3 separate regions of the Homo sapiens genome follow, and all the other regions are linked to region 1. Evidence: read pairs that join two places in POLR2A ChIA-PET (ENCODE). Cell type or tissue: OCI-LY7. All regions are shown on one strand. Each heading gives the region's core, and the rest is flanking DNA. Links, peaks and the distances in the headings are about the cores only. Region 1 overlaps LIN54 (lin-54 DREAM MuvB core complex component). Region 2 overlaps SEC31A (SEC31 homolog A, COPII component). Region 3 overlaps THAP9 (THAP domain containing 9).

What was found. Peaks named below come from ENCODE experiments on the same cell type or tissue, not always from the same donor. Only the 100,000 strongest peaks of a DNase experiment are listed, where the experiment ranks them.
Region 2: POLR2A ChIA-PET joins it to region 1 with 12 read pairs; 3 of 35 experiments call an interaction of 5 or more read pairs at or near these places.
Region 3: POLR2A ChIA-PET joins it to region 1 with 12 read pairs; 5 of 35 experiments call an interaction of 5 or more read pairs at or near these places.

Annotation. Positions count from the first base shown.
Region 1 is chr4:82,963,523-82,974,619 of GRCh38, reverse strand. It overlaps LIN54 (lin-54 DREAM MuvB core complex component), which reads left to right. Exons shown (of 13, transcript NM_194282.4): 4 at 4,151-4,293. Among named protein-coding and RNA genes, the nearest start is that of LIN54, 42 kb to the left of the region's middle. RefSeq lists a silencer at 7,833-8,036. In OCI-LY7, for the core only: no CTCF peak of the experiment used is centred there; DNase peaks (open chromatin) are centred at 4,999, 5,489 and 5,799; H3K4me3 peaks cover 2,695 bases; H3K27ac peaks cover 7,115 bases.
Region 2 is chr4:82,849,297-82,860,393 of GRCh38, reverse strand. It overlaps SEC31A (SEC31 homolog A, COPII component), which reads left to right. Exons shown (of 27, transcript NM_001077207.4): 15 at 2,630-2,705; 16 at 3,264-3,442; 17 at 5,365-5,491; 18 at 6,679-6,824; 19 at 8,790-8,963. Among named protein-coding and RNA genes, the nearest start is that of SEC31A, 36 kb to the left of the region's middle. In OCI-LY7, for the core only: CTCF peaks have their summits at 7,741 and 7,941; a DNase peak (open chromatin) is centred at 7,933.
Region 3 is chr4:82,900,992-82,911,263 of GRCh38, reverse strand. It overlaps THAP9 (THAP domain containing 9), which reads right to left. Exons shown (of 5, transcript NM_024672.6): 2 at 6,333-6,528; 3 at 4,637-4,940; 4 at 3,329-3,479. Among named protein-coding and RNA genes, the nearest start is that of THAP9-AS1, 5.2 kb to the right of the region's middle. RefSeq lists a silencer at 10,170-10,272 and an enhancer at 10,045-10,272. In OCI-LY7, for the core only: no CTCF peak of the experiment used is centred there; no DNase peak of the experiment used is centred there; H3K4me3 peaks cover 2,404 bases; H3K27ac peaks cover 2,766 bases.

The sequences.
Region 1 (11,097 bases), core at 1,928-9,927:
GATTACAGGTGTGTGCCATCACGCCCGGCTAATTTTTGTATTTTTAGTAGAGATGGTGTTTCACCACGTTGGCCAGGCTGGTCTCGGACTCCTGACCTCAGGTGATCTGCCCACCTCGGCCTCCCAAAGTGCTGGGATTACAGGTGTGAGCCACCACGCCCAGCCATTGCCCTTTTTTTTTGATTGGCTTATTTCACTTAGCATAATGTCCTTAAGGTGCATTTGTGTTGTAGTATATATCAGAATTTTCTTTTTAAGGCAGAATTATGTTCCAATGTATTTATGTATGTACTGTATTGATGGTTCTTTTATCTTGTTTCTCTCACTCTTTCTCTTTCTCCTCTGTCCCCACCTTCCCAGAACCTAGCACAATTTTTGGCACCTTTTTTTTTTGGTTTGTTTGTTTTTTTGAGAGGGAGTTTTGCTCTGTCACCCAGGCTGGAGTGCAGTGGTGCGATCTCGGCTCACTGCAAGCTCCGCCTCCTGGGTTCACGCCATTCTCTTGCCTCAGCCTCCCAAGTAGCTGGGACTACAGGTGCCTGCCACCACACCCAGCTAATTTTTTGTATTTTTAGTAGAGATGGGGTTTCACCGTGTTAGCCAGGATGGTCCCAATCTCCTGACCTCGTGATCCACCCTCCTTGTCCTCCCAAAGTGCTGGGATTACAGGCATGAGCCACTGTGCCCTGCTCCTATTTTTGGCACTTTGATGTAGTTCTGTGAATGCATATTGTTGCATGAATATGTATATCATGGAGGCACTATAGTGATACAGTAGGAGCTATTGGGAAACTTGGGTTTTCAGTCATGGGTCTTCTGTTGATTTTCTCTATGATCTTCGGTAAATACATTATTTTGTTCATCTTAGTTTAGTAAAATGTAGATACCAGCCACCTGACAAGACTTGAAATGGTTACATGAGATAATAGAGGTTCTCATTATCACACCTCTCAAGGTAGAAGGTTGCTTCATGGGAGCAAGCTTCATCACAATGTAAAATTAATCTCTTAAAGAATTTGGCCTTACTCAAATATTCTAGCTTCCTGCCCCAGCCTATTCAATATGTGGCTTTATGGAGTGTGTCTCTTTTGATTCTTGGAGAATACCTGACAACAGAAATTAATTTCAAGGTCAAATTATGTAACTTGCATGCTTGCTTGAATCAGTGGAACTAAGGATAAATAGGGATTTGGAGGTTAGATTAGATAATCAGAAATGCTACCAGGATGAAAACCAAGCAGACCCTCAAAAAGAATAACTTGAATTTCAAAGGATATCAAGGTTCTTGGGAAAATTGATGAAATCTAGAAATATTTTGGTAGAAATGACCTGCTTTATGAGTATGTTGTGCCCATTTATCATTATCGACATAATTTATCATTTTGCTGTCGTCCAAATTTTCAGAAGCAATCTCTCTCCCCAAAACTCAACAGCTGATTTTTTTCTTTGTTCATCTTAAGAGTTAGTATAGTTGCAATTATAAACTGAATTTTTAAAAAACGTAGGCCACAGAAAGATAGTAAAAGTTTTATTACTTTTAGTTTTGTAATTTATAATGAAACTTTTGTTCCTGTTTTAAGTGAATTAACATCAAGTTGCCTTTTTCTGATACCAGTTATCCTCAGGAATTGCGGATTTTCTGTATGAATTTTTTTTTTTTTTTTTTTTTTTAGAGGGATTCTTGCTCTTGTTGCCCAGGCTGGAGTGCAATGGCGCAATCTCAGCTCACTGCAACCTCTGCCTCCCGAGTAGCTGGGATTATAGACGCACGCTACCACGCCTGGCTAATTTTTGTAGTTTTAGTAGAGACGGGGTTTCACCATGTTGGCCAGGCTGGTCTCGAATTCCTGACCTCGTGATCCACCTGCCTCGGCCTCCCAAAGTGCTGGGATTACAGGCGTGAGCCACTGTGTCCAGCTCTATATGAATATTATTTGAAAGATATGTAATTCCTAACACATGAAATTATAGCAGTGGCTATAAATAATGAACATTTTATGAAACTGTGTCTTTACTGGTAATTTCTTTTCTTAACAGAATGGTTATTGGGGCTTCATACTTATCTCACAGGTATTAGCTTTGGAAACCAGAATAGACAAACATGTTACTTTAGGCAGGCTGAATACTTTAGGGCGGCTCTCTAAACCTATTTGATGTAGATTCGTTTGGTTTATTTAGAATTGACTTTATGTAATTATGATGTATTCAGGTTTTTAAAAAACCTGGCAGAATGTCATTAAAATTAATCTATGTACTACAAAGAAATTTTGAAAATTGTATTGAAAATACTTTAAAAATTCATAGATGGGGATAAAACTTGATTCACTTTTTAAAAAAGAAACTGTGCCAGCCTGGGCAACATGACAAAACTCCATTGTCTAAAAAAAATAAAAAAAAAATAGCTAAGCATGGTGGCACGTGCCTGTGGTCCCAGCTACTCAGGAGGCTGAGATGGGAGGATCATTTGAGCCCAGAAGTTCAAGGCTGCAGTGAGCTATGATCACGCCACTGCATTCTAGCCTGGGTGACTGAGGGAGACCCCTGTCTCAAAACAAAACAAAACAAAAGGCATACTTTGGCATTGTTGTCAGGAAAAATGGCCCAGAAGCTGCTAAGCATTAGTTCTTTATTTTTGTCTAAAGTGAAAGTCCCTTCTTTCTCTCTTTCCCTTTCTCCTCACTGTCATGCTCTCTCCTTCATCTCTAGCTGGATCTATGAGTTTAATCATAGTATCTAAAGGTTAGAGCAGATTCTAGAGATAATTTAGTTATCAATCTTCTCTACTTCTTAGATGCTTGACTTTCCTCTTTAGCCGGTATATTTGATTATCCAGCATCTGCCTGGGACACCTTTAGTGACTAGAAACTCACTTGTGTTGAAATAGTCATTTCAGTTGGAAATTTTTGTTAGAAGTTCTTTCTTAGTGCTGAGCTGAAATATTTTCTGTTTCTCTGCATTTGATGTGATACAGATTGGTTCTAATCCTTTAACCTGACAGCCTGGATCAGTTAGGATAATCTTGGTTTTTCTGCCAAAATAATCTCCAAACCTCAGAAGGGTAAAAAACCTGTTTTTTTTTTTTAAATTCAATTTAAAAAAAATTTAAAAATTGATTATCTATATGACCATTGTGGGTTCAAAAAGGTATCTTCTCTTCATAGCAACTCAGGGACACAGGCTAACCAAGGAGCCGCCATCTCAGATGGCAGAGGAAAATAAACTTTGGAAGGTCTTGCATAGGCAGTAATAAATGCTGTGGCCCAAGAATGACACACGTCACTTCTACTCATAACTCGTCTGCCAGGAGTAGTGACATGACTCTAACTTAACTACAAGATGGGGTGGGAGTGGTAGGAAGTGCAAGTGTAGTTCTACCATGTGTCCAGAATGGAAGAAAGCTAGAATACTTGGTGAATGGGAATAATGGCTATCACACAGTCTTCAAGAATTTGAAGATCTGTTATGTCTTTGTAGTCTTTTCTTACCTAGGATAAAAATTCCTGATATTTCAACTCAATGTAATATGGTTTTCAGTTCCCCAAGCATCCAGACACTAGAGTTTTTCATGGTTGTTCCTGAAGGGTCTTGTCCAGAAGGGAACACAATATGGAATCTGGCCGGGGTGGGTAGAAAAAACATTTTTTTATCCCCTTTGGCAGTCTAAAATCAGGTAGTATTAAACCTTTCAGTGTTTAAGTTAGTCCAATAACTATCTGTTTTATAAGTGTGGATTTCAATTGTACCTTCATGGTTTAAGTTCATATGGGAAGACAGCTATAGATAGTAGAATACAGAGATTGAAGTTTTAAGACTTGGGTTCATGTTCTGACTTTCAGGAGCTGTGTTACACAGGGCACATTACTTAGTTGCCCTGAGCTTTCTCTCTGATGGATATAACAACAGTATTGATGAACACATGAACTAAACTGTTTTTGTAGAGTTTAATGTAAGCTGATATTAAGTATTACTAAGAAGTAGTGTTTTGTTTAGTTCTGCCTAGGTTTACCATAGTTCATTAGTGCCTCATTAAGTGTTGACATGAAATAACAAACATACATTCTGCAGTCCTTGTGAGTGTAGAGCATCATCACATAAATTTTTATACTATTATTGAAAAAAGTCAAACTGATGTGCTGCCTCTCATTTGCAGGTAGGGTTCTTTCACAGTCTACTCCCGGAACTCCATCAAAGACCATAACAATATCTGAAAGTGGTGTTATTGGATCAACTTTAAATTCTACAACACAGACACCAAATAAAATAGCCATCTCACCTTTGAAATCGCCAAATAAGGTAAAAAAATAAATTAGCCACAAATACCAAATATTGTGGTTGATGCCTTTATTTTCTTACTAGTCACTTCAGATACTTCAATTTTAGTACATTCCCAAGCAAGTAATAGACATTCAATGAATACTGGATTAATTTAGTAATCAAGGATGTCTGACAGATTAAAAAGCTTACTTTAAACACATAGTAACATAGTAATCATTTTGCATGTGAATATGATTTCCATAGCCCATATGAATGTGGGTACAACAAAATCTTGAATAAATTCAATAATGTAGGTGTTTAGTTCTTCTTTAGTTAATATTTTAGCAAAATTATTGTATTTGTGGAAGGTACATATAGACTTATGATATAAAATATTAAATGTAACTTTAAAAAATGGAGATCTGAACTTTTGCTTGGTAACAGGACCCAGAGTAGTAGAAATTGCCATCAGATGCTGGTAGCCATATTATCAGTGTTGTTTAAGCTTGAATACATTTTATTGGAAGCATTCAAATGCTTTCTTATTTTATTGTGAGGCAAAGTAAGTCATCTAACTCACTTTCCTAAAACATACAGTTGTTATTATACCAGCATAACATTTTGAAAAAGATATGTTTTAAAGGACATATTATTCAGATAGAAAGCCAAGCATTATTATTTTGTTAGGTTTCACGCTTGTGACTCTGGAAACAATACTGCCCTTTGCACCTGCTTTCTTTGATTTGTTACTGTTCATAAATAGAACAAACGTTAAACATTTGCCTTACATTTTTTAAAGTCCAGGTGTTGGTTTCTTTAATGAGCCTTGACTATAATGTACAAATATGTTATCTCATACAGTTTATTAAGGTCAAATTCTACCTGCATAACTTTTTCCCTAAATTGAATGAATTTGGCAGAAATTTGAGGGTAACTGTGCCATGCATAGTGATAGGCACTGAGGATAAAACATGAATAAGATAAGGTATTTCATTTCAAGGAATTCAATAAGGTAGTTAGACTGAAACATTAAAAATTGTCCTACAGAATTACAATGGTCATAGATGGATTAATGACTGCTGTGTGTTTGGCAGGGAAGGTTTATACAAAGGAGCTTATTCTTGAAAGGTCTTAACCTTAAACGTGGGTTGGACTTAGCTCCAGATGAGCAGAAGGGGATTTCTGGATTGAGGTGATACTTTACATAAAGGTGTAAAAGTGTGGTCTTTCAGGAAGCCTCACTGATTTTTGCAGTGTGAGAGCCGAGGGTGCTAAGGTTAGATGGACGGTTTCTTTATCTTCAGGGGAGTTTGGACTTCTGTGGCTTCTCATTGCTTCTAGGACAGTGATTCTCGCCCTTATCTGCTTATTGGGATCACCTGGAGAGTTTTAATAAATACCGACGCCTAGTTCTCATCCCCAGAGATTCTGTTTTCATCTCTCCAGACTTGACCTGGTATCAGGATTTTACAAAGCTCTTTAAGTGATTCTAGTGGGTAGCCTAGATTGGGAACCACTGCTATAAATAATATGAAATTTGCATTTTTAAAAATACGAATCTTGTGGCATTATGAGAGATAGTTTGGGGGAAGGTGAGCCTGTATTGTGGGAGAGACCAGTTAGGTTAGTGATTCTCAACCTTGGCTGCAGTTAGTACTGGGGACCTCTTGAGAAAACTAATGGCAGGCCCCTACCTGACCCCATTTAAATCAGAATCTCTAGGCTGCGGCCTGTGTGTTAAATTTAATCTTTTAAAAGTGTAGGCCAGGGTAGAGAATCACTAAGAGATTATTGCAGTACTTCATGTTTGAACTACACTAGTAGCTCAGGGGCTAAAGAGGAAGAGAGATGTGTTGAAAGAGGTTCAGTATCTTAGGGGGAGAATCTAGGATGACTCCTGTATTTCTGACTTAGATAACGGGGTAGATGGTAGCCCTATGGACTAATTTGACTGGTATATGGTTTATACCTGATGACATACGAATAGGAACTGGCTTTATTTTTTTCCCATCCTTGACTTTAGCCCTGCCATATTGGATCTTCCTTTCTTGACTCTTGGCAAGATTTTACACTTAACTATAAGAACAAGCTTGTTTTAGTCTGAGACCAGCCTGACCAACATGGAGAAACCCTGTCTCTACAAAAAAAATACAAAATTAGCTGGGCTTGGTGGCACATGCCTGTAATCCCAGCTACTCGGGAGGCTGAGGCAGGAGAATTGCTTGAACCCAGGAGGTAGAGGTCGCGGTGAGCTGAGATCCTGCCATTGCATTCCAGCCTGGGCAACAAAAGCGAAACTCTTGTCTCCAGAAAAAAAAAAAACAAAAAACAAAAACAAGCTTGTTTTGGTTATTAAAATTCACAGGTGTGAAATGTACAGTCAAAAGCTTACATCCGGTTGAAAGCTTATCTATCGTTCAGGTGAGATCTAACCATGGCTCAGGGATTCGCGGTGGAGAAGAGGAGCATGATCTGTTTCGTCACTCTTCAACCTCCTCTCCCTTTCTGATTTTGTCTTCTGATCAGAAGGAAGATTAAAGGAGAAAGGACAAGGTTTTGTTTGACTGAGACTATTGTAATCCAGCTTCTGGTGCCCTCTGTGTGACAGGTGTCCAAATGTGGACTTAATGGAGATATTCACTCAGGATGGTTTTTTTGGAGCCCTTCCTGTGGGTTATTGCCACATTGCCAAGTTCCCTGTCAGGGATATGGTGTACTCTCCAGCTGCCTTTTGCAGCCTCCCTTTAGCTCTTCATTCCTGTAGTCTACGTCTGGCACTCCTGAGTACCTTTACTCCAGAAGGTACATGGCTTTGGCAGGGTCCCATCAAGATGTCTTAGCCCTTCTGCAGCATCTACATGGCCAGTGGGAAACTTCTAGAACCCAGTGGTAAAAGTGCAGCTTGCCTAACTGCTGTCCTCTAAATCTTTGCCCTACCATTGTGACAGCTGCAGCCATCTTCTTTCTTGCAGAATTTTCCAGGCTGGGACCAGTTTCTGTGTTCACATATTCTCTGAATAAACTCTTGAGGATATCTGTCAGGTTATCCCAGGAACTCTCGCTGCATTTAGTTCTGGTGGTTAAACCAAGATACAGCTAAGTTTCTTTTTTCCTTTTTTTTCTTTTTTCTTTTTTTTTTTTGAGATGGAGTCTTGCTCTGTCACCAGGCTGGAGTGCAGTGGCGCCATCTCGGCTCACTGCAACCTCCACCTCCTGGGTTCAAACAATTCTCCTGCCTCAGCGTCCCGAGTAGCTGGGATTACAGGCATGTGCCACCACCCAGCTAATTTTTCTATTTTTAGTAGAGATGGGTTTTCACCATGTCGTCCAGGAGGGTCTCGATCTCCTGACCTCATGATCTGCCTGCCTCGGCCTCCCAAAGTGCTGGGATTACAGACGTAACGGCTAAGCTTATTTATCTTAATAAGTTGATAGCCAAAAAAGATTCAGATGTCGGGGCTGGGTGTGGTGGCTCATGCCTGTAATCCCAGCACTTTGGTAGGTTGAGGTGGGCAGATCACCTGAGACAGGAGTTCGAGACCAGCCTGGCTAACATGGTGAAACCCTGTCTCTACTAAAAATACAAAAACTAGCTGGGCATGGTGGCACATCCTAGCCACTTGGAAGACTGAGGCAGGAGAATTGCTTGAACCGGGGAGGCGGAGGTTGCAATGAGCTGAGATTGTGCCACTGCACTCCAGCCTGGTTGACAGAATGAGACTGTCTCAAAAAGTAAACGAAACCAAAAAAACCTAAAGATTCAGATGTCAGTTTCTCCTTGCAGTTGTCACCTACTCTGTCTCAGAGGTGTTTTTTTTTGTTGGTTTTTTTTCCCCCCTCACTGAGATGTAAAGCCCTGGCATTCTCCATGTTTGCAAATTCTCTTCTATTTCTGTCTTTTTTTTTTTTTTAATAGGAGGTAGATGATAGGGATACCATCGTTTAGTAAGTCTGGCATGGATGTCCTTTTTAGAGTGTGCAGGAGTTTGTCATTTTTTGTTTAGCTTTGGGGCCTCACTTCAGCCAGATTCTGAGATAGCAGAAAATATCCCATCCTATCTCATACTAGAATATAGCAGTACTATAGGCTTGGGCAGAGAGATGTTTAGTTTTTGGACATTTTTGTCATTGAAGTACCCACAGATTATCTAGACGAGGATGTCCATTGTGAAACTGAATGTAGGCAGTCACTGAAACTATGGATATAGATGAAATCACCCAAGGAGCATCAGATTGTATGTAGAGCGAAAAGAAAAGCAGGACTGAACCATAAAATACTAAGTGTTAGTAGAAGAAAAGGAGCCAGTGGGAGAGAGTAAATGATAAGGGGGTTATTAGTAGAAACTAAACAAAATGTGAAGGGAAGATAATTTCAAAAAGGATACTAGGCCACAATTTCAAATGTCATAGAAAAGTCAATTACGAAAATGACTAAAAAGTGAGGATTTGCTGAAGATCTCCTTGTTTCTATTGATAGAGGCCAAAAGGAAAGCTGAAGCACTCACCCTTCCCTACCCACCAGCACTCAACAGTCTCACTGCTATCTGCCTTGAGTCTGCTGAGACTCCTCTCATTATTTATCTTTGTTGATACTGGGTAGCCTCAACCACCCCGACTGAGATCATCTTTCATCTCCCGCATCTAATCTCCTTAAAGCTCTTGCTATCTTCTGACCCCTTTTCCACCCATGCCTCTCTTGAAGTCCTTCCACTGTGCCTTTTCTGGAGTTCATAATCAAAATAATAATTCCCTAAATTCACAACCTTTTCATTGAATGTTCCTTTTATCTCCTTGCTGTAATGGATACCTGGGTCTCCCTGAGGACCCTGCTTCACCTGCAGACCTATTAAGTGATAGCTCTTTTTCTCCTTCAGCTCTTATGCCTCCAGGCCTGGAAGCCTAGGTGTTTCCCATGATTATTCTCATTACAATTTCAGACTGTTTTCACTCCCTCCTCCAGCTTTGAATCTAATGTTACTAGGTTTGTTGTTGGGAAATCAAGCATGGCTAGTGTTTTCTCAATTTACTTTATATTGTAATTGTCTCTTATTACAGGACAGATTTATTCTATTATATTTATTTTCTAAAGTAATCCTCGGTTTTCTTCAATATTTATTAGATATGCAACTAAGCATTAAACTAATAAAAATGTGATTCTGCTTGTTTTACTTTATTCTTGATTAGATTTTAGCAATGCTGTTATCTTTTACTTTAATGTGACTTTTGTAATCTTATTCTTAGACTCTTAGTATTATTTTTTACATGGCCCTTTTCAATTTCTCTCAGAAATACAAGAAATACAGCTTTCTTCAAAATTTTTCTTTAAAAAAAATTTATTTTTTCTTGAAGATGGAGTATTTTTTCTTGAAGACGGACTCTCACCTCTGTTGCCCATGCTGGAGTGCAGTGGCGCGATCTTGGCTCACTGCAACCTCTGCCTCCCGGGTTCAAGTGATTCTCCTGCCTCAGCTTCCCCAGTAGCTATGCCACCATGCCCGGCTAATTTATATATTTTTAGTAGACATGTAGTTTCGCCATGTTGGCTAGGCTGACCTCAAGTGATCTACCCAACTCAGCCTCCCAAAGTGCTGGGATGACAGGCATGAGCCACTGCACCGGCCTTTTAAATTTTTTTCTTTTTTTTCTTTTTTTTTGAGCAATAAAGCTTTTTAATCACCTGGGTTAAATTTTTTTTCATTCACTTAACAGCAAGCTCATCCTTAACAAAGTAGCTTAATAGCCAAAAATCTATCCATCTAATTTACAATAATAGAAAAAGAATTTTATGACAGTCTTAATACCTGCAGAAGAATCCTGATATCCAACCTCCATTTTGGTTGAAATACTTGAACCCACAAAAATAGAAGGACACTTTCATAATTTGAAAAGGGAGAAAAATATATCAAACTTTATGTAATGGTACAGTGTTGAACAAGGATTCCCACTTTCAATACTTGTTTAATTCTACTGCAGGTCTGAATTAATGCAATAAGGCAAGAAAAAAGAGTAAGTGGCTGGGGGGCATGGTGGCTTACACCTGTAATCCCAACACTTTGGGTGGCCGAGGCGGGAAGATCATTTGAGGTTAGGAGTTTGAGACCAGTCTGGCCAACATGGTGAAACCCCATCTCTACTAAAAATACAAAAATTACCCAGGTGTGGTGGCACACGCCTGTAGTCCCAGCTACTTGGGAGGCTGAGGCAGGAGAATTTCTTGAATCTGGGAGGTGGAGGTTGCAGTGAGCCAAGATTGTACCGCTGCACTTCAGCCTGGGCAACAGAGTGAGACTCCGTCTCAAAAAAAAAAAAGGAGGGAGGGAGGAATAAGTGTATAGAGGTTCAAAAGAAAGTTAAAAAATGTCATAATTCACATATTACATTATTATATACATAAAAAATTAAGGCATTTACTATGGAACTATTAGAATTAATGTATAAATTATAAATTTAGCAAAGTGATTATATAACATGGTCAATATAAAAATATTTTAAACCCTTTATATTTAATGTAATTGTTGATATGATTGGATTTAAATCTTGCACCTTACTAGTTTTCTCTTTGTCTCATCTTTATGTTCTTTCTTTAACTGTTTTCCTGCCCTTTTTTGGTTAATTGAAGTTTTTCATGATTCTATTTTATCTCCACGTTTGGCTTGTTATAAGTACAAAGATTTTTTTTTTTTTAGTGGTTGCTCTACAATCAAATATACATTTTGACTTATCACAGTCTACTTTCCAATTTATATTACTTAATGTAGGGTAAGAAACTTACAATAGAGTGTTTCCGATTTCTCCCTCCTGTTCTGTATGCTATTGTTGTTAAACATTTTATGTTTACATGTT
Region 2 (11,097 bases), core at 1,982-9,981, 110 kb after region 1:
TCAAATAGAAGATCATTTGGGAATGCACTCATGAATAATAGGTAAGAAATATATGCATTTAATGAAATAGTAGTCATCAATGTGTACTTTTGGTTCTTTGAAAAAATGTGTTTAAGGAGGTAAAATCTTCCCCTTTGTCTCAATGAGCTATTTGTTTCATAGTAGCTTACACATTGAAGGCACTCAATACCTAATAAATTGTGCATTTTTTGACCTTATATCTCGTTCAGAAGTCCATAAATAAGGATAAATTGTTTCTAGAAAGCAAATTTGAGAAATAATGAGTTAAAAAAAAGAAAAGTGGCCAGGCGCAGTGGCTCATGCCTGTAATCCCAGCACTTTGGGAGGCCGAGGCGGGCAGATCACGAGGTCAGGAGATTAAGACCATCCTGGCTAACACGGTGAAACACCACCTCTACTGAAAATACAAAAATTTAGCCAGGCGTTGTGGTGGGGCGCCTGTAGTCCCAGCTACTTGGGAGGCTGAGGCAGGAGAATGGCATGAACCCAGGAGGTGGAGCTTGCAGTGAGCTGAGAATGCGCCACTGCACTCCAGCCTGGGCGACAGAGCGAGACCCTGTCTCAAAAAAAAAAAAAAAAAATATTTTTATGCAAGTTTGTTAATGAATGTAATTAGATCAGTGTCTCTGATTTATTCCTTAATGTGAATAACTTAAATTCTTAATTTCTTTTAGTTTTTAAATTCCAAATGCTTCTCTTTAGTTGGGGAAAGGGAATTAGGGTTATAGATATTCTCCTGTAATAGTCAACATTAATAATTAAGTGTATTTGCAGATGGTGCAGTGCTGTACTCTGCATTAAAATTACCCAGTTCTAAAATGCCACTGAACTTGAATACTAGATATTTACATTCAGATGTGTAGATAACATAGCACAGAAGACAGATATTTCATCTCATGTAAGAAAGCTTTGTTTTTCTTTAAAAATTTATCTCTAATCTCTGATATATTTTTGTCTTATTTTGAATTTTTATGCATGGGAGAGAAAGCATTTAAAATTATTTGCCAGCAAAATGCCCCCATTATATTTCTTCTAAAGAAAGCATTGAGTTTATTTTTAATCAGTCTTGCAGGTAGTCTCAGAAATTTATAACAGAACTGTGTATATTTTTACCAGACTAACCCACTGTTCCAGGTATGACTAATTTGAGTAAACACAAAATGTATACTTGAATTTAAGTGTATTAATAAATAATGTACTTATATTACTTTTATGTTATGGGTACCATGTGATTTTTTTTTCATTTTTTTTTATGATTCAGTTAAAAACAAAAACACTTTATAATCAAATCCAGTGGACAGGAATTCTTAGATGTGTAAAAGTAGGTTTGTTTTAAAATTTAAAAATAGTATAATTTAAAAATATATTTTCCGGCCTGGCGTGGTGGCTCACGCCTGTAATCCCAGCACTTTGGGAGGCCAAGGAGGGCGGATCATGAGGTCAGGAGATCGAGACCATCCTGGCTAACACAGTGAAACCCCGTCTCTACTAAAAATACAAAAATTAGCCAGGCATGGTGGTGGGCACCTGTAGTCCCAGCTACTCGGGAGGCTGAGGCAGGAAAATGGCGTGAACCCAGGAGGCAGAGTTTGCAGTGAGCCGAGAGTGCGCCACTGCACTCCAGCCTGGGTGACAGAGTGAGACTCTGTCTCAAAAAATAAAATTAAATAAATAAATAAATAAATAATATATTTTCCATATTTTGAGCCACTCATAGTTACCTAAGAAAACAAAGATTCTTCAGCCTCATTACTGAGATACCAGTAATGAATATGTACATGTTAGTTTATTTAATAGTGTTCTTTTTTTTTTTTTTTTTTTTTTTTTTTTGAGACAGAGTCTCGCTCTGTCGCCAGGCTGGAGTGCAGTGGCGCAATCTCAACTCACTGCAACCTCCGCCTCCTGGGTTCAAGTGATTCTCCTGCCTCAGCCTCCCGAGTAGGTGGGGCTACAGGTGCACACCACTGCCGCCAGCTAATTTTTGTATTTTTAGTAGAGACGGGGTTTCACCATGTTGGCCAGGATGGTCTCGATCTCCCGACCTCGTGATCTGCCCGCCTCGGCCTCCCAAAGTGCTGTGATTACAGGCATGAGTCACAGCACCCGGCCAATTTTTTGTATTTTAGTAGAGACGGGGTTTCACCATGTTGGCCAGAATGGTCTTGATCTCCTGACCTTGTGATCCGCCCACCTCAGCCTCCCAAAGTGCTGGGATTACAGGCACGCACCACCATGCCCGGCTAGTTTTGTATTTTTAGTAGATATGGGGTTTCACCATGTTGGGCATGGCTGGTCCCGAGCTTCTGACCTCGAGTGATCTGCCTGCCTTGGCCTCCTAAAGTGCTGAGATTACAGACGTGAGCCACTGTGCCCAGCCTGTTTAACCAGTATTCTTCATGACCTTGGATTTTATTTATGATTATATAATGGGAGGTAATATTTAGGGAAGGCATAGATCTTAGTTGTAAATTTGGATCTGAGAACTTTTCTGGAATAACTTGGTATGTCATCTACTCTGTAGATGAAGAATCATGTGTAAATTTTTTTTGTCAGTAAATCATTCCACAGTTTTATTCTGGCTAAATTGTTGCTTTTTTCATCTCTTTAGCACATTAAAGAGGAAAAAGAAGAATCTGAATTTCTACCCTCATCTGGAGGAACATTTAATATCTCTGTCAGTGGGGGTAAGTACTTGTTGGTTTTGATTTCTAATTTTTTTTAACCATTGGAAAACAAATAGTTCCTGCATTTAAGTTAAAATGCTTCAAGTCAGGTGCTGTGGTGCATGCTTATAGTCCCAGCTACTTGGGAAGTTGAGGCAGGAGGATCACTTGGGCCCAGGAGTTTGAGGCTATCCTGGACAACATAGTGAAACGCTGTCTCAAAAAAAAAAGTTTTATCACAGGTGGTAGAGTGTGAGAAAGAACTCACTTTTCCTTTAGTACAGTATATGTGATCAGTGCCTTGGGAAGGCTGGTGTGTTCAGACACCTAGGTGATCTTTGATAATCCAGTTAAAGCATCTGGAAAATGTATTATTTTGTATTTATCTCAGCATATTTCTGTAGACCTCTTCCATAAATACCAATAGCTTGTGTTAGAAATTAATCCACTAGTAATCAGAAATTAGTGTTGTGGTCTCCATTCATGTATATATATAAAAATTGATAGATGTAGTACTTTGTTGTTGGTTTTGGTAACAAAAACTCTATTTAACTTGGATGTATTATTTTCTTGTTGCAGACATTGATGGTTTAATTACTCAGGCTTTGCTGACGGGCAATTTTGAGAGTGCTGTTGACCTTTGTTTACATGATAACCGCATGGCCGATGCCATTATATTGGCCATAGCAGGTGGACAAGAACTCTTGGCTCGAACCCAGAAAAAATACTTCGCAAAATCCCAAAGCAAAATTACCAGGGTATGTTATTTTAAAAATAAGCAATAACGTATTTATCTTTCTAATTATAAAAACAATACACTGTTATTATAGATAACTGAAATGCAGAAACCAGTAAAGAATTTTAAAAGCTCATTCATAATTCCTTGACCTGGAAATAGTTGTTGGCATTTTGGCATGATTATTCTAGTTTTGTTGTTTTTGTATATATTAATAATTTTAAAGACGGGGTCTTGCTCTGTCACCCCAGCTAGAGTCCGGTGGCGTGATCTTGACTCACTGCAACCTCCACCTTCTGGGTTCAAGCGATTCTCCTACCTCAGCCTCCCAAGTAGCTGGGATTACAGGCGTCCGCCACCATGCTTAGATAATTTTTGTATTTTTAGTAGAGATGGGGTTTCACCATGTTGGTCAGGCTGGTCTCGAACTCCTGACCTCAGGTCATCCGCCCACCTCGGTCTCCCAAAGTGCCAGGATTACAGGCATAAGCCACCGTGCCTGGCCTTATTAAATTTTTTAATTGCGGCTGGGCGCAGTGGCTCACGCCTGTGATCTCAGCACTTTGGGAGGCAGAGGTGGGGGGGTCACGAGGTCAGGAGTTCAAGACCAGCCTGGCAACATGGTGAAACCCCATCTCTACTAAAAATACAAAAAATTAACCGGATGTGGTGGTGGGCACCTGTAATCCCAGCTACTAGGGAGGCTGAAGCAGGAGAATCGCTTGAACCTTGGAGGCAGAGGATGCGGTGAGCCGAGATCACGCCATTGCACTCCAGCCCGGGCAACAGTGCAAGACTCTGTCTCAAAAAAAAACCCAAAATTTTAATTGCTCTATAATATTTCATGGTAAGAAGATGTAATGTTTCCCTTATTTTGTTATGTTTAGGTAGTTTCCAGTATTTTCCAAATAGAAATAAACACGCTTGTTTATATAGTGATAAACACCTTTGTTGTGCCTAAAGACTTGTACAAATTTCTGATTATTTAAATTGAACTGTAGTCATAGAAGAGGAATTTAACTTTTATTTTAAGTTCAGAGGTACATGTGCAGGTTTGTTATATCTAACAAACTTAAGAGTAAACTCGTGTCATAGGGGTTTGTTGTACAGATTATTTCATCACTCAGGTATTAAGCCTTGGACCCATTAATCATTTTTTCTGATTCTCTCTCTCCTCCCACCCTCCAATAGGCCCCAGTGTGTGTTGTTCCCCTCCATGTGTTCACATGTTCTCATCATTTAGCTCCTATTTGTAAGTGAGAACATGCGGTATTTGGTTTTCTGTTCCTGTGTTATTTTGCTAAGGATAATGGCTTCCAGCTCCATCCATGTCCCTGCAAAGGACACGATCTCATTCTTTTTTGTGGTTACTTGGTGTTATTTCTACATCATAAAAAAAGTAATTTTTATTGAAATTAGTTTTCATAAAAGTTGTACCAGTATTGAGTCCCATTAGCCTCATCTCATCTCAGTCTCTCCTCGGTTATCTTTTAGCCACAGTGGCTGCCTTGTAGTTCCTCCCTCACTCATTGCATGTTCCTTTCTCACTGGAACTTTGCATCTGTCGTTCCCTTGGCCTGGAAGGCTTTTTCCTTCTTGATGAAGTTAATTCCTGCTTGTCCTTCAGATCACGTGTCAAAAGTCTACATGCTTGGGCAGTTTTTCCTGATCCATCTGACCAGGTCACACCTTTCTATTAAAGGTTCTGATAGCACCTTATATTTTTCCTTCTCAGCACTTTATGAAATATGTTGTCAGTTGTTTTTGTTGTTGCTGTTGTTTCTTGAGGAACAATAATACCATTATTATGTCATTTGATTCAAAATTATACTTCATTTTGCTGCTGCATTTGGCATGAAATACTTGACACAATTAATTAGTCAGAATTAATTTTTATTGCTATGTTAAAGACTTTTAATTCTTCCTTTGTTTTCGTTTCTCAAGCTCATCACTGCAGTGGTGATGAAGAACTGGAAAGAGATTGTTGAGTCTTGTGATCTTAAAAATTGGAGAGAGGCTTTAGCTGCAGTATTGACTTATGCAAAGCCGGATGAATTTTCAGCCCTTTGTGGTAAGAGATGTGCTTTATATTTAACTGCATTTACATACGTGGCAGGGTATATTGTAAATAAACTTAAATGACAAATTTTATTAGAAACTTTTTAAAATCTACAAATCACAAAAAAGAAAAATTCTCATTTCAGTGCCTTTCTCAGATTTATTAAATACGTCTTCATACCTACTCTTTTTTTTTTTTTTTTAAATCTACTAGTGATTTTGGTTTCAGACAGACAAGAGTTGGAATCTTGCCTCTGCTACTTAGTAGCTGTATGATCTAGGAAGAACTACTTTCTAAGCCTCAGTTTATTCATCTGTGAAATAGACCATAAGTAACTCTCACTTAATAAATATTAGCTATGATAAAATTAATAATAACATTAGAATAGAAATTACCATTATAGGCCATGACTAAACTGGTGGCCAAGGAATAAATATTTGCAAGAAAAGCTTAAGGCTACTAGTATAAAAACAAATAGCCATTTGCTGCCTTGAAATAATTATAAGAATATAAAAATTACAAAATACTAACTGCTTTTTTTTTTTTTTTTGGAGACGGAGTTTTGCTCTTATTGCCCAGGCTGGAGTGCGATGGCACAATCTTGGCTCACTGCAACCTCCACCCCCTGCGTTCAAGTGATTCTCCTGCCTCAACCTCCCAAGTAGCTGGGATTATAGGCATGCACCACCATGCCTGGCTAGTTTTGCATTTTTCGTAGAGACAGGGTTTCACCATGTTGGCCAGGCTGGTCTTGAACTCCTGACCTCTGCTGATCTGCCCGTCTCAGCCTCCCAAACTGCTGGGATTACAGACGTGAGCCACCATGCCCAGCCATAACTGCATTTTTATAAGTAATTTATACTAGACTTAGCTAACATTGATAAATCTATTCCAAATGTGCCTTTAGGGTTTTTTTGTTCAAATGTTGTTCCCATTTATTGTTTTTCTAATTTAATTAATAAAAATTAGTTGTACAGTTAGATAATAGTTTTGTAAAATCATTTATTGTATACAATTTTTCATTCCCATTCATTTAACAAATGCATATTTACTGAGCATTTAGAGTGATTTTGTTTCTCTATGCTATTCATTGGTTATGAAGCTTAATCCATGCCTCTGAAAATATTATTTAGCTGCTCACAGCCTCATATACAGATTGCCTTGGGTATAATCTTATTTTATTTTCCTCTTACTTACAGATCTTTTGGGAACCAGGCTTGAAAATGAAGGAGATAGCCTCCTGCAGACTCAAGCATGTCTCTGCTATATTTGTGCAGGGAATGTAGAGAAATTAGTTGCATGTTGGACTAAAGCTCAAGATGGAAGCCACCCTTTGTCACTTCAGGTAGTATCTTTGAAACAAAAGGCACTTAATTTTTAGTGTTGTCTTTCACCCTACTTATCATCAAGTTATAATCTATAAGTTCATTTTTTCTATACATTCAAGAACTTCTTTTGCTGGATAATTATATGCATTTATTGCTATCTTTGAAGAAGCAAAGTTTGAGATGATAGGATAGGAAAATGGGGTTGCAGCTGTTGTAAAATCATGGTTGTGATTTGTGAGTTTATTGGGGGAAATAGGTGGCAGGAGGATTGAAAACAGCTCTAGGGTTTACCTCTTTTTCTGTGTGCTCCTCTGTCTGCTTCCAGTGGCTCTGCCTGCCATGAGCAAAGAAAGAAGCAATGTGGGTAAAGGAATAGGAGGCATCCCCAATGCCAGTAGAGAATCTTTATGGTTAAAGGAAAATGAAAGTGAGAGGTAAATGGAATCCCATGTAGCAGAGGTCCCCAACCCCCAGGCCATAAACCAGTACCCTTCTGTGGCCTCTTAGGAACCTGGACTCACAGCAAGAGGTGAGCAGTGGGTGAACGAGCATTATTGCCTGAGCTCTGCTTCCTTTCACATCAGTGGTGGCATTAGATTCTCGTGGGAGCACGAACCCTTATGTGGGCTGTGCATGCAACGGATCTAGGTTGTATCCTCCTTATCAGAATCTAATACCTTATGGAACAGGCCAGGTGGAACAGTTTTATCCTGAAACCATCCCCCCTGCTGGCCTGTGGAAAAATTGTCTTCCACGAAACCAGTCCCTGGTGCCAAATAGGTTGGGGACCACTGCCATGTGACACCAATACACAAGCAAGAGAGGAAGTAGAAAATGTGGGGACTATTCTCAGGTACTAACTATATATTAGATATTTTTTTCTAAGCATTTAAATCAAAGAGGCTTATGATAATTTTACCATATAATATTTCTCTTTCTGGAAAGAGATTTTCTCAACAGAGTCAGTGCTTTAAAGATCACTCTATTGAAACAAAAAAAATGGGTAGGAAATCAAGGTTTTCCTTTTAAGAGCTTCTCAGAGAAAAACACTTGTTTTACCCTTTTGGATTTATGCACTTAGGAAAGGCAGAAAGGTAGGCTATCCTTCTGCTTTCTACCAGAAGCATAGCTCCCCATTGTGGAAAGATTTGGTATTGAATGGCACATGAGAGCTTTGAGTTAAAATAGTAAACTCCTTTGGAAATCACATGCCTCTGTCTATGGGTCACCTCATAGTAGTACTATTTTTATAGGATAGATGGTGTGATGTTGTATTAGTCCATTTTCATACTGCAATGAAGAAATACCCAAGACTGGGTAGTTTATAAAGAAAAAGAGGTTTAATGAACTCACAGTTCCACATGACTGGGGAGGCCTCACAGTCATGGCTCAAGGTGAAGGAGGAGCAAAGGCACGTCTTACATGGTGGCAGGCAAGAGAGCATGTGCAGGGGAACTGCCCTTTATAAAACCATCAGATCACTGTCAAGAGAACAGCACTGGAAAAACCTGACCCATGATTCAATTACCTCCCACTGGGTTTCTCCCATGACACATGGGGATTATGGGAGCTAGAATTCAAGATGAGATTTGGGTGGGGACACAACCAAACCATATCAGATATTTTCACTCATAGTTCCTCCCATACAGGCTAGAACACAGTTTCTACCTTTAGACATCTGCCTATCATTTTCACTTTGAGTATTTGCCTGTTTTAGCTCACTAGACAAGTATCTGGTAGCTTAAGGATATTTAGGAAAAGGTGGTAACCTTCCTATCCTACCCTATCCATAAGTAAGAGGCCTTCTTCCTCCTTACTACTTTTTCACTTACCTAAATAGTGGCTGTACTTTTCTAGGAGGGATGATAACAGGTACTATATTTTTAGTGGGTTTTAGAAATCTTAGTAACTCTTGATCTTTTCCTGCTTCCTCTCATACATGGTCTTGATATTTCTGTTTGTTACTCATTTTTTTCATTTAGGATCTGATTGAGAAAGTTGTCATCCTGCGAAAAGCTGTGCAACTCACTCAAGCCATGGACACTAGTACTGTAGGAGTTCTCTTGGCTGCGAAGATGAGTCAGTATGCCAATTTGTTGGCAGCTCAGGGCAGTATTGCTGCAGCCTTGGCTTTTCTTCCTGACAACACCAACCAGGTAATTAGAATTGACCATTTTTGTAATGTTTGAGTAAGGTGAGTCCAGTAGATAACACTTAGCATTAGATGTAAACATATTAGTAGGTAGAATGTTTTGGAGCAGTTGAATTTCTGTAACCTGACTGCAGGTAAATGTTATTGACAATTCTTCAGGGATCATTTTAGGTGTATCTAAGCTGTGTTAGAGAGATAGGATAATCTTGCAGTGCGATAGATTCCTTTGTACCGACATAGTATTTTAGGAAAATGAACAGGGAAAAGACCAACTTTTTATTTCTAAAGCCAAATGCTGATTCTTCATACAAAGTTCTTTGTAGGAATATTTTATGTCAAAAAGCTATAAATGTTAATGTTTAATCAAACAAATGGAGTTGTTAACATTTTTAAAATCCCATATGTTCCATCCCAGATAGTATTGAAGTTCATTCTGTATGCCATTTTAGTTTGATACTGTCTGTGGGCAAGTATATTTTTATGTATTCAGAGCAGAGGGAACTAATTAGATTGTCCTTACTTATTGCACAATAAAACTTGGGCAAAACTATACTTGTTTCAATTCAATTCAACAAGTGGGTATAGAATGGTGAATAAGATTGCCAAGATCCTTCCTCTAGGAAGCCTCCAAACTCAATTTGGCTATGGACAAGTAAACATGAGATTCCAGAAGTGTGATATAAGTACTGTGATAAGGGTATTGGTGCTGTGGAACCCAACAAAGGGAAACCCAAACCCAGTTATGGAGCATGGGTAAAAGTACGGGTGAGGTTTGAGGAAACTTTTCCACAACAATATATCTGCATTTTGTGTCTGATGGAGCTTGATTTTGAGCCTTGCAGATACAGTCTTGTCTCTGTACTTTTTTATTAATCACTTTATTCTGTATTTTATGTATTTTTTTAGTCAATTGTTTCTAGTATTTTGTCTGTTTTAGAGAATTATTGATAAATTTCATTGAGTAAAAGTACATAATATTCTCCAGGACTATGGAGGTAGGACTCTCTAGTTGGTTTTGTATACACTTAGCTGTAAGATCCATCTCATTTGTTTCTGAATTGTTGATGGGAATGTTAGATAGAATAGCTGATACATAATCTTTTCCTTTATGGTGACTTTGGCATACTAGTTTTGTTAAGACTTTTTACCTAATAAGTAAAAAGTTATAAGTAAATAGTTATATTGAGGTATATTATAAGAACCTTTATCTTAAGACTAATTTGCTTTAAGACCCGTAGCTCATCTAGCTTAATTCATTTTCAGTACCATTTATAAGCACATCCATTTTCTATACATTATTCTTCATGCTTTTTTTTTTTTGGACTTTAAAGAACATTCTTTAGGCCAAAAAGCATAATTTTGATGTTGTTTCCTATTTATCTCAGTAGACCCTGCCTTTTTTGGTGGGGGGAATACGTCCTGAGACTTTGTGATAGCATTGTAATATATAATTCTCCCCCCCAAAAGGCAAATAAAATATGCCTAAAACATTTAAATGATCCCTTTAAACCTTTAACAAATATATAGGAATGTATAATTTTTAAAGATACTAAAATCTTGCTGAAACATTTTAACACATTGCCTTTTTGTTATTTGTTAATACTTAGAGCATATATAGGGTCACCTCATACTTTTGTAAGTCTCTATGCATGTAGATCTGTATGAGCTACAGATCTGAATTTCACATCTTAATCTTTATTTCAAAAATCTCTTTTAACATTTTCATCTCTTTCTTAAATCACCATTTTCTTCAATAACCACCTTTAGTAGTTGATTCTCTTTGGTGGCCTCTTTTAGTTATAGTTTTTTTTTTTTTTTTTTGAGACGGATTCTTGCTCTGTCGCCCAGGCTGGAGTGCAGTGGTATGTTCTCAGCTCACTGCAAGTGCCGCCTCCCTGGTTCACGCCATTCTTCTGCCTCAGCCTCCCGAGTAACTGGGACTACAGGTGCCCGCCACCACACCCAGCTAATTTTTTGTATTTTGAGTAGAGATGGGGTTTCACCGTGTTAGCCAGGATGGTCTCGATCTCCTGACCTCATGATCTGCCTGCCTCGGCCTCCCAAAGTGCTGGGATTGCAGGCGTGAACCTCTGCGCCTGGCCTTAGTTATAGTTTTTAAAGTAGTTTTGTAATTTATG
Region 3 (10,272 bases), core at 1,746-9,745, 63 kb after region 1:
ATCTGTTAACCTATTTTATCTGTACTTCTGGCCTTTCTTCCTGTTTCAATGGATGAACTGTCCCAATACCTTAAGGTCATACTTCCTTCCACAGTAGTGTTGGATGTCATCCTCCTGCAATTATCATTTCTCTTATACATCGCCAATTTTCTTTTCTCTCTTGGATCATTGCCATAAACATGCGAACACGCTGGGACATCTGCCATCTCAACAAACACCCTCCCCTCAATGCATGTTCCTTTCTACCTACAGACCCTTCTCTGCTCTACTTCATAGCAAAACTCCATGGAAGAGCCCACAATCATTTTCTCTGCTTCTTCACCTTTAGTCTCTCTTAATCCCACTCCAGCCAGGTTTACCTCTCCACCACTCTACTATAACTGCTTTTGTCATGGTCATCAATGACCTTCATCTTGCAAAATCCAATGGTCAATTCTCTGTCCTCATCTTACCTGATCTCCCAGCAGCATTTGACATAGTGGACTACTCCCTCCTTGAAATACTTTCTACACTTGGCTTCCAGGCCATCACAATCTCCTGGTTTTCCTCCTGCCTCACTGGCCGCTCCTGATCAATAAATATTTATTGAATAAATATTAAATATAATGATTATAAAGATCTAATACTTAAGATAACTGTGTTAAAAACATCACTTTTTATATGGGAAAATAAATGGAAACGTATATACCATTAATATAAGAATCTTATATTAATATAATATAATCTTACATTAATATAAGAAAATAAACGGAGGCTCTATATACCATTAATATAACAGAACACTAAAACAAAATTTTATTGGTAGGTAAATAGGTTTTTTTTTTTATTTAACTTGGAGGATATACACAAAACTGCTAACTGTAGTTATTTTGTGGGATTAGGGGAAGCGAAGTACTATGTTTTTCACTTTCTGGTATTTATGTACTTATATACTGTTTGAATGTTTTATAACAAACATATATTACTATCATACTAAACAATATACCTTACTTATAGGCAAAGTACCTAAAGAAATGAGCAACTGTTTAAGTACTGGAATTATAAATCTAAATATATAATGTTACAGCAAAGGTCACAAAATGCAAAATGACATGAAGAGAGAAAAGATAAATGTGCGCTGGAATTACCAGGAAGATTTAATCTAGGAGTTGACGCAGAACTATGGGAAATGAAGAAAACCATGAAAAAGAAAAGATAAGAAGTTACCTGAAATCTCTTATATAAACCATAGTGAAATACCATTAAGTAATGCTTTAAAACCAGTGAAGAGATTAAAAAGGTATATGCTTCTCAACACAAAGAAAAGATAAATGTTTGGATTTATAAATGATGGATATTTTAATTACCCTGATTTGATCATTACAAATTATATATATGCATCAAAATATCACATGTACCCCCAGAATATGTACAACCATCAGAAAACAAAAAACCAAAAAGGTATAGGAGGAGAAATTATCAACACAGTACCTATAAAACTCTCTTGCTTAGCAAAAAGTGAATATTTATAAATAAGTATAATATCTAGCTTGAATGGTAAAATCACATTATGAAAGAGTAAGCCTTATATACAAATGTTCATCAAAATATATGAAAAAACAATTATAACCCCAAAATGTAAACAATAGAAATGTCCAATAGCTGGAGAATGTCAGAGTTAAGTAGGGTAGGACTACCTGATATCATGCAGCTATTAAAACTTGTCTATAAAGAGTTCAAAATAACGTTACAGATAAAAGGCATACATAATAAAGTAATAAAAGGCTGGTTGGAAATTTATTTACAAAAGATCATAACTATGTAAACACTAATAAATCTAAGTGCACACACACACACACACAGGAAGGAAATACTCTAAATGTTAACAGTAATTATTTATATATAATGTATGGGAATAATAAATTTTTCCTCTTTAAATTTTTTTAGAAGAGCAGCCCTCTGAAGGTCAATTAGAAGAGCAGCCCACTCTGAAGGTCAATTATTTTTAAATCTTTTATTGGTAGTATTATTGTAATAGTGTGTATAGAGGAAAATCTATAATTTTTTATAAAGGAATCTGGGCTGGGCACAGTGGCTCATGTCTGTAATCCCAGCACTTTGGGAGGCCGAGGTGGGTGGATCACGAGATCAGGAGTTCGAGATTAGCCTGGCCAACACGGTGAAATCCCACCTCTACTAAAAATATAAAAATTAGCCGGGTATGGTGGTGGACACCTGTAATCCCAGCTACTTGGGAGGCTGAGGCAGGAGAATGGGTCGAACCTGGGAGGCGGAGGTTGCAGTGAGCCAAGATCTCGCACCACTGCACTGTAGCCTGAGCGACAGAGCAAGACCCCATCTCAAAAAAAAAAAGGAATCTGTAAAACTAGGCTGGGCATGGTGGCTCATGCCTGTAATCCCAGCACTTTGGGAGGCCAAGGCGGGTAGATCACTTGAGGCCAGGGGTTCGAGATCAGCCTGGCCAACAAAGCAAAATCCCGTCTCTACTAAAAATACAAAATAGTAGCTGGGTGTGGTGGCACATGCCTGTAATCCCAGCTACTCAGTAGGAGGCTGAGGCATGAGAATTGCTTGAACCTGGAAGGCAAGGTTGCAGTGAGCCGAGATTGTGCCGCTGTGCTGCATGCAGCCTGGGTGACAAAGCAAGACTCAGTCTCCAAAACAAAAAAAGGAATCTGTAAAACTAGTGGTAAAAACAGTAAAAATTAAGAATTCAGTATTAAATTTATAAGACATTACTAGAAAATCATTGTTATTTGCTGCACACTAAGAGAATTATATCTATCCATTTTAATCACAAATCCTAAAAAATTATTTATCAAAATCTGTTTCCTGGACAACCTAATTGGCATCAACTGCAGTGCTTATGAAAAACGCAGATTTTTTTGTGCTTTGCCTAAGACCAATGGCGATCAATCCAGAACTGTTCTAGATTTTCCAGGATCGTCAGATATTAAACTACTGAAGTATACTAGAAATTCCAATATTTCAGGATTCAAATTTTATCCACCCAGAGTGTCTGGGAGATGCAAAAAACTTGTCATACTATGTGTCTTCATTTTGTTGGTGAAAATATTGCTGTTGTGATAATTGGCAAATACTACCTAGAAGTTTTTGAAGAACAAAAATGGGCTAATAATGGGAGTCCATTTTTTCATTAGTCCATTTTTTCTTTTTTTAAATGGGAGTATGAGTACTAATAGCCTTAATAAGTAAAATGCAACAAAAGAATAATATGGTTTAACATCTAAAGAGTAATTAACATGCAATCAACAAGATGTCCTGACAAGAAAGTCACTTTTAAAAAATAAAAAAATAATTCACTTACGTTCTGAGGATGGAAGAATGAGGCAGCTTAAGAATCTTTCTTACATAATCATAGACTTTGCTACTGCACAAGTAGAGTGTACATGCAAATTGTTTCATTTCTGCGGAGTACTCATCTGTTTCTCTCCAATTATATAACTCCCACTTAAAATCTGTTAAAATAAATTTTTTTATTCTTTGTGATGAATAGTAAAATTTTCAGGTACAGATTATAGCATTTGGATATAAAATGCACTGGGCATCAGAATTCAAATACAAATATAGTTGCATTTTGATTAAGTCTATTCAGAGGTTAATATCCACTTAGGACCCCTTGACCAATTTATTCGGTTCATCTGGAATCATTTCACTAGAGGGAAGAAAAAATTTTCAACTTGAATTATGTTTTACTGTTCAGTGGCAGCCTGAGAGGAGAGATTTTTAGAGGAACTGAAAAGAAAATAAAATGAGGACATTTATTTTATTTTGTTCCCTGCTTACTATTTATCTGAGGGTGAAAATTAGATATGAAAAACATTTCTGGGGATAGGGTACTATTCAGACTGAACAGACCATCTTGCCTAATATCAAGAGAAAAAAAAAAAATTCTGTTCCTGGTGGGGATTCCTATTTATGACCTCTAGTCCCCTCTTGGAAAAACATAAAATATTCATCTCCTTTGGAGATAGCTACTCTTTTCTAAAAAGAGGACACATTTCTCTTTTCCTAGAATGTAAATCCAAATCTCTGCTGCTTTCATCAAAGAACAAGTTGGCAATTTTTATTTTGCCCTTCTTCAAAGATCTTAGTTCACTCTAAAGAGGACTAGGTAGCCTTTCCATGGGTTTATAGTCTACTCTATAGAATATTTTAGAAAAAAATGTGGAGATACACAATTTCCAAGCTCAAAGAAATTCTGCAAACTAGTACAACTCTACTGCAAAAAGACTTTGGTAAAATTATGTAGCAGTTAAAACTGTTTATAATGAATTTGCAGTAGCAAATGGGTAAGAGCTACTACAAAAAGTGATAAGTGCAGAACAGAAAATGGTATAAACCATATGGTTTCATCTCTGGGTAGTGGGATTAACATTATTTTAATTACTTAAATATTTCTTTGCTTTTCCTATAATAAATGTTACTTTTATAACTGGAAAACCATAAGATACAAAAGAATTTTGGTGATTAATTTTCATTCTTCTTAAGCTACTGAGACTTTCACTTCCCAACTGAAAGCATGTTTTCATAGGCAAGAACAAAATAAATACTTAATGGTACCTCAGAAAAATAGCTATTTTTGTAAATACTACAGGTTACTAGGGGGAAGTACCTGAAAATTGAGCTCGTAGCAGACACTCTGTTTCTTCAGAAAGTAGTTTCTCTTCTACAAGTGCATCAATTAATCGTAAACCCTTTCTCTTCTTGATCATCCTGTAGTTCTTTACGGAGATAAGTCTTTTTTTGGACACTTGTAACATTTGTTGCACCTCAGCCAGTTTCTCTGCACCTATCGTCAAAGGTGTCTTTAAACTATAGTTATGGTCCTCAGTAGCAACTTCTTGAGAATTGTCTGGAAGAGGTTGTTTTAGGATTTTTTGTCTTGCTTTACCTTTAAGATGTACACCTTGAGGAATCTATGACAGATATATAAAATTAAAGTTATTTTAGAAATAATCACATAGAAGAGTATCTGTAAAAATACCCTAAATACAAAGCACTAATCTGGTTGCTGTGGAGAGTTAGTTAGGAAAGAAAAGGTCATAATCTCTGAATGTTTTAATGTATAGTTTATAGGGTAATATAAACAGGCTTTTTTTTTTTGCACTACACAGAAATATTAATATGATGTTGAAAGTTTCTGAAATAAAGTAACTAGAGAAAGGTGGTAGTAAACTGGGATGGCTTCATGGAAGTGAGTTTTAAGCAGTTCTTAGAAGGTACAATAACATGGTTAATGAAGGTGACAGAGAAGTTATTTGTGCAAAAAAGAAGGCATAGTGGACAGTGCATGGCTTTGGAATTAAGACTGACCTGGGTTTGAATCTTAGCTCCCTCAATTAGCTGTCACATAAGCTCTACAATCCCTTGTGTCCTCATCTGTAAAATGTGGATAATAATACAGGATTCTTTTGAAGATACAATATAAGAATTTATGTAAATCTCCTAGTACAATGCCTGGACCATTGTAGCTCTCAACACATGGCAGCCATTATTGATTTTACACAAAAGTATGAAAGCAAGCAAATTTATCACATATATAGTAAGTATATATGGTTTGAAAAGATAATTCAGGACAGTTAAAAATGTACAAATCAGTTAATAGGAAGCTCTTGGGACTTGGTGAGTTTGAATTTGACACCAACTAAATACTTCCGAATAGGGGAATGAGATAAACCAATACTGGAAGAAGGAGACTGACGATTAAGAGGAAAGTAAGGCTAGTGTCAGAATAGAACAGTTAGGTGACTATCACAGACTGTGCAGAAAGTGAAAGCCCATGTGTCAGAGTTGTGGTTAAGGGGTAAAAGGATAAAATAAAAACAGTCATAGGAAACAGAAGAATATCATACCAATACTGGTGACTCACTCATAGAAAGTTTCATTATTTCCCACATACTTCCTGTATCAATGTTAATAATTAGGTATATTTTTGATCAAGATAAATAACATTATTAGGAGGAACCAAAAAACATAGATAATTTCAAAGTACTATGAAAGCTGTCTCATACTTAACAAAAGCCTGTATTCTAAGGCTATTTATATCTACCAGTTGATTTTTGCAATTGGTTAGTAACCTTTATATATATCTAGACAAATGATTTGCATTTATATAGTTTTTTAAAAGCTCCAGAACAAATGCTAATATATATAATTTTTTTTTTAAATTTTCAAAGCATTTAAAATCTATTACTGGATTTAAGACTTGGGTTTTTTTGTCTGCAAATTCTAGCTATAATGGGGGCTATCTTGATTTTTAAAGGCTCTGTAAATTTTCATTTTGTTGACTTACACCTACATTTAAATACCTTGTATAGAGAAACAGAAGGCACAGCTCCTTTTTTCAGCTTTCTTCTTATGCCATATGACTCAAAGTCACTTTCTTGAAAATGTTTGGAACACAGTATAGCACCTGGTCCTGGAATCCAAATCTTTTTGCTTCTGGGGTCCACACGATTAACAGCCCTGATCCATTTTGAGCGCTGTATGGTATCAGTTGGAAATCTATGACAATCACATTAAAGTTCCATTAACATGAAAACATTATAGTACTATTACAGTAGTATTTATTATATAAACCCATCTATTATTTTACTGCTTTATAGAAACATAAAGCCAAGTGAATTAAAAGTTTAATTTACTTAGTTCATTTTTCAAAGTTCTTTGATTTTTTTTAATCCAAAGGTTCAATATCTGATTTTTCTTTGTCAATCATAGAGGGGCAATTCCCATATTAAAAATCCTACTATATTTTGTCTTCACTTCCTACACTTAATAGAATTTGCTCAAATTTAAATGGTTAAAGAATATATGCATCTTTTCCTTTCCTGTAGTGATTTTAAACTATTTGGTACTCTTCCTTTTAAGAAGTGAAGCCTGGCTGGGTGCAGTGGCTCATGCCTGTAATCCCAGCACTTTGGGAGGCTGAGGCGGGAGGATCAGCAGTCAGGAGTTCAAGACCAGCCTGGACAACATGGTGAAACCCCGTCTCTACTAAACATATAAAAAATTAGCCGGACGTGGTGGCGGGTGCCTGTAATCCCAGCTACTGGGGAGGCTGAGGCAGGAGAATCTCTTGAATCCGGAGGTGGAGGCTGCAGTGAGCCGAGATCGCACCATTACACTCCAGCCTGGGCAACAAGAGTGAAACTCCGTAACAAAAAAAAAAAAAAAAAAAAAAAGGGGGAGCCTAATTCCCCTCCCCTTGAGTGAGTATGGGCTAGAGTTAGTGATTTGCTAAGGAATGGAAAAAGAACATGTGACAGTAAGTGACCACAGACTACGTCATAAAGGAACAAGCTTTCCTCCTTGCTCTCTGTAGAGAATGGTTTGCTCTGTGGTAAGGTATCTGGCATGTTATAAAGCAGTCCTGTGGAGAAAACTAGTTGGTGAGGAACTGAGGCCTCCAGTCAAAGGCCATGTTGAGTTAGTCTTTTTGAAAGCAGGTGACTTCAGCCTTCAGATGAGTGCAATCTTATGAGATACTGTAACATCGAGCTACACTCCTGAATTCCTGACCCTCAGAAATGTGTGAGATAAAAATGTTTATACTGAATTTTGAGGTAACTTGTTATGCAGCAGTAGAAAACAAGACAAGTATATTTACTATATTGTTTTTTCATGTTTAAAGGCACTACTTTTTCCTAGCCTTGATTATAAAAATTACCTTGCATTTATTTATTTTTCAATCCAAGCCAAATTATGTTTAGAAACTTGTCGGCCAGGCGTGGTGGCTCACGCCTGTAATCCCAACACTTTGGGAGGCCGAGGCGGGCGGATCACTTGAGGTCAGGAGTTCAAGACCAGCCTGGACAACATGGTGAAACCCTGTCTCTAATAAAAATACAAAAATTAGCCGGGCCTGGTGGCTCCCACCTGTAATCCCAGCTACTAGGGAGGCTGAGGCAGGAGAATCGCTTGAACCTGGGAGGCAAAGTTGCAGTGAGCCAAGATAGTGCCACTGCACTCCAGCCTGGGCGACAGCAAGATTTCATCTCAAAAAAGAAAAGAAAAAGAAACTTGTGAAATTAACACAATAAAAAGCACAAAACTACTCTTTCTGCCCCTTCTTCTTTGACGTTATCTTAGAGACAGACTTATAGGTAACTATGCTTTTTGTGTATTTTAATTTAGACTTTAAAACACATAGTTACTAGAACTGAGATTGGTATAAATTTTATTTCTCAGCTAAATGCTACAAAAATATAGCAGCATGGTAAAACATAATTCTGATATGCTCTCTAAATCACCTTGAGAAAGAACTCTGAATTGGAAAACCTGTATTTAAGCTTCAGTGACCTTCTACCAGCTATATGGTATTAGACACATCTCTCAATCTTAGAACTTCCTCACAGGGCTGTAGTAAGAGTGTATGAGGCTACAAATGTATTCAAAATCACTTTGTAAACTGTAAAGTACTATCCAAAGTTCGATCTTTCCTAAGAACAACTAATTCCATTTCTGGGATTATAATTTTATTGTTCTAAGAAGATGATGATACTTGATCAAGGGCAAATGAACAGGGAATTCTTTTTCCAATAAAGTTGGGGCAAATCTATCTTTTTTCACTGAGTTCTTTTCTAACTCATGGAACATATTTTGCAAGGGAGCTTTTCCACAGATTGGGTATAGTCTCTAAACGTGCAAGGAACCCTCAAAAGTTGGCTGGTCCAACAACTTCTATTACTAGCGTGGTCCTCTGATGCAAAGCTTCCCAACAGGTATGCCTAGTGAGTACAGCTGTTGATATTCTTAGTCCATGGGGTGGGCTGGGACACCTGAGTAGTTACTTGAAGGCAGCCCCAAACAGTGCTGTAGGTTTGCCCCAAAGTATTGAACAATTATTTCCTATGCGTAAAATGCTATGAAAAAGGCTGGGGCTGGGCAGGGTGGCTCATGCCTGTAATCCCAGCCAAGAAGTTGGAGACCAACCTGGGCAACACACTGAGACCTCATCTCTACCAAAAAAAAAAAAAAGCCGGGATGGTGGTCTGTGCCTGTAGTCCCATGAGGCTGAGGTGGGAGGATCACTTGAGCCTGGGAGATAGAGGCTGCGCTGAGCTGTGATAGTGCCACTGCTCTCCAGCCTGGGCGACAAAGTGAGACCCCGTCTCCAAAAAAAAAAAAAAAAAAAAGAAGGAAAATGTTGGGAAATATTGTAATCTAACTAGCATAACTAGTTTTGAGTTCTGGAAAAAATTAATTTGGTAATAATACCATTTTTAAAGCATTTACCTTGTGCGTTACATATGCTATAAAGTCTTACGTTTTAGTTTTACAAAATTCTACAAGGCAGGTTTTTATTCCTCTTACAGAAGAAGAAACCAAGACCCAGAGCCAAGTACAGACATCAGTAAATACTCAATTAAAATTGGAATTCATGTCTCCCTAGTTTAAAACTACCTCTATCACAAGAAAAATCCCAAATCAATTATGGTCTCACATACACAATGAGTTGGTTCACACTGCTAACAATTTAGGTGGAGGAATCAGCCCTATTTAAAAAATAGAAAACAAAAAAAAAAAAAAATCAATGAATTTTATACATAGCCTACCATACATACTCTAAACTCCTTAACCTGGCATTTACATTTTTAAAATGGTTTCTCAGGTACTTTTCCACTCCTCTATATTTGCACTTTCTATCCTTTACATTTTCCCATGCCATTCCTAACTACCCTCTTCCTACCCCCCCTTTCCAACCATAAAGTTCTTTTTGATCTTTCCATAAATCTGCTCCTTTTGTCTGTGAGGATCTATTTTACCCACTTTTCTACTTGCTAGTGTACCCTGAATACTGAATGACCTATACCAGTCTGAACCATGGATATGAGTTCAGATAAGACTGATCTGAAATTCTTCCCCACTGTCGAGCCAAATGAAACTTCCCTGCCATGATCAAATCCAGCCAGAATCGGACCGGCCTTGCACAGCTCGGCTAACAGCACTTAAGAACTTGCAATGTCAGGCAGTACAGGAGAAAACTGATCTGTACTCGTGCTCAGGAAGACGCCACACACACACTTCAACCGTTGTCCTAAACTGCCTTCCCTTTCGGCCTCCTCACTTCAAATAATAAGACCATCCAATTAATGGAGGACTCCTTTCGCGTAACTCTCCTTAAAGCGGTAGGCGGTGCGAGAACCGGCTATTCAGAGGTAAACACTGGGCGGGAAGAGAGAGAATCTCAATTCTCACAGTGCCCCAATTCCGCTCCCACGCCCCGACGCTGCGCACGTCACGTCGCGT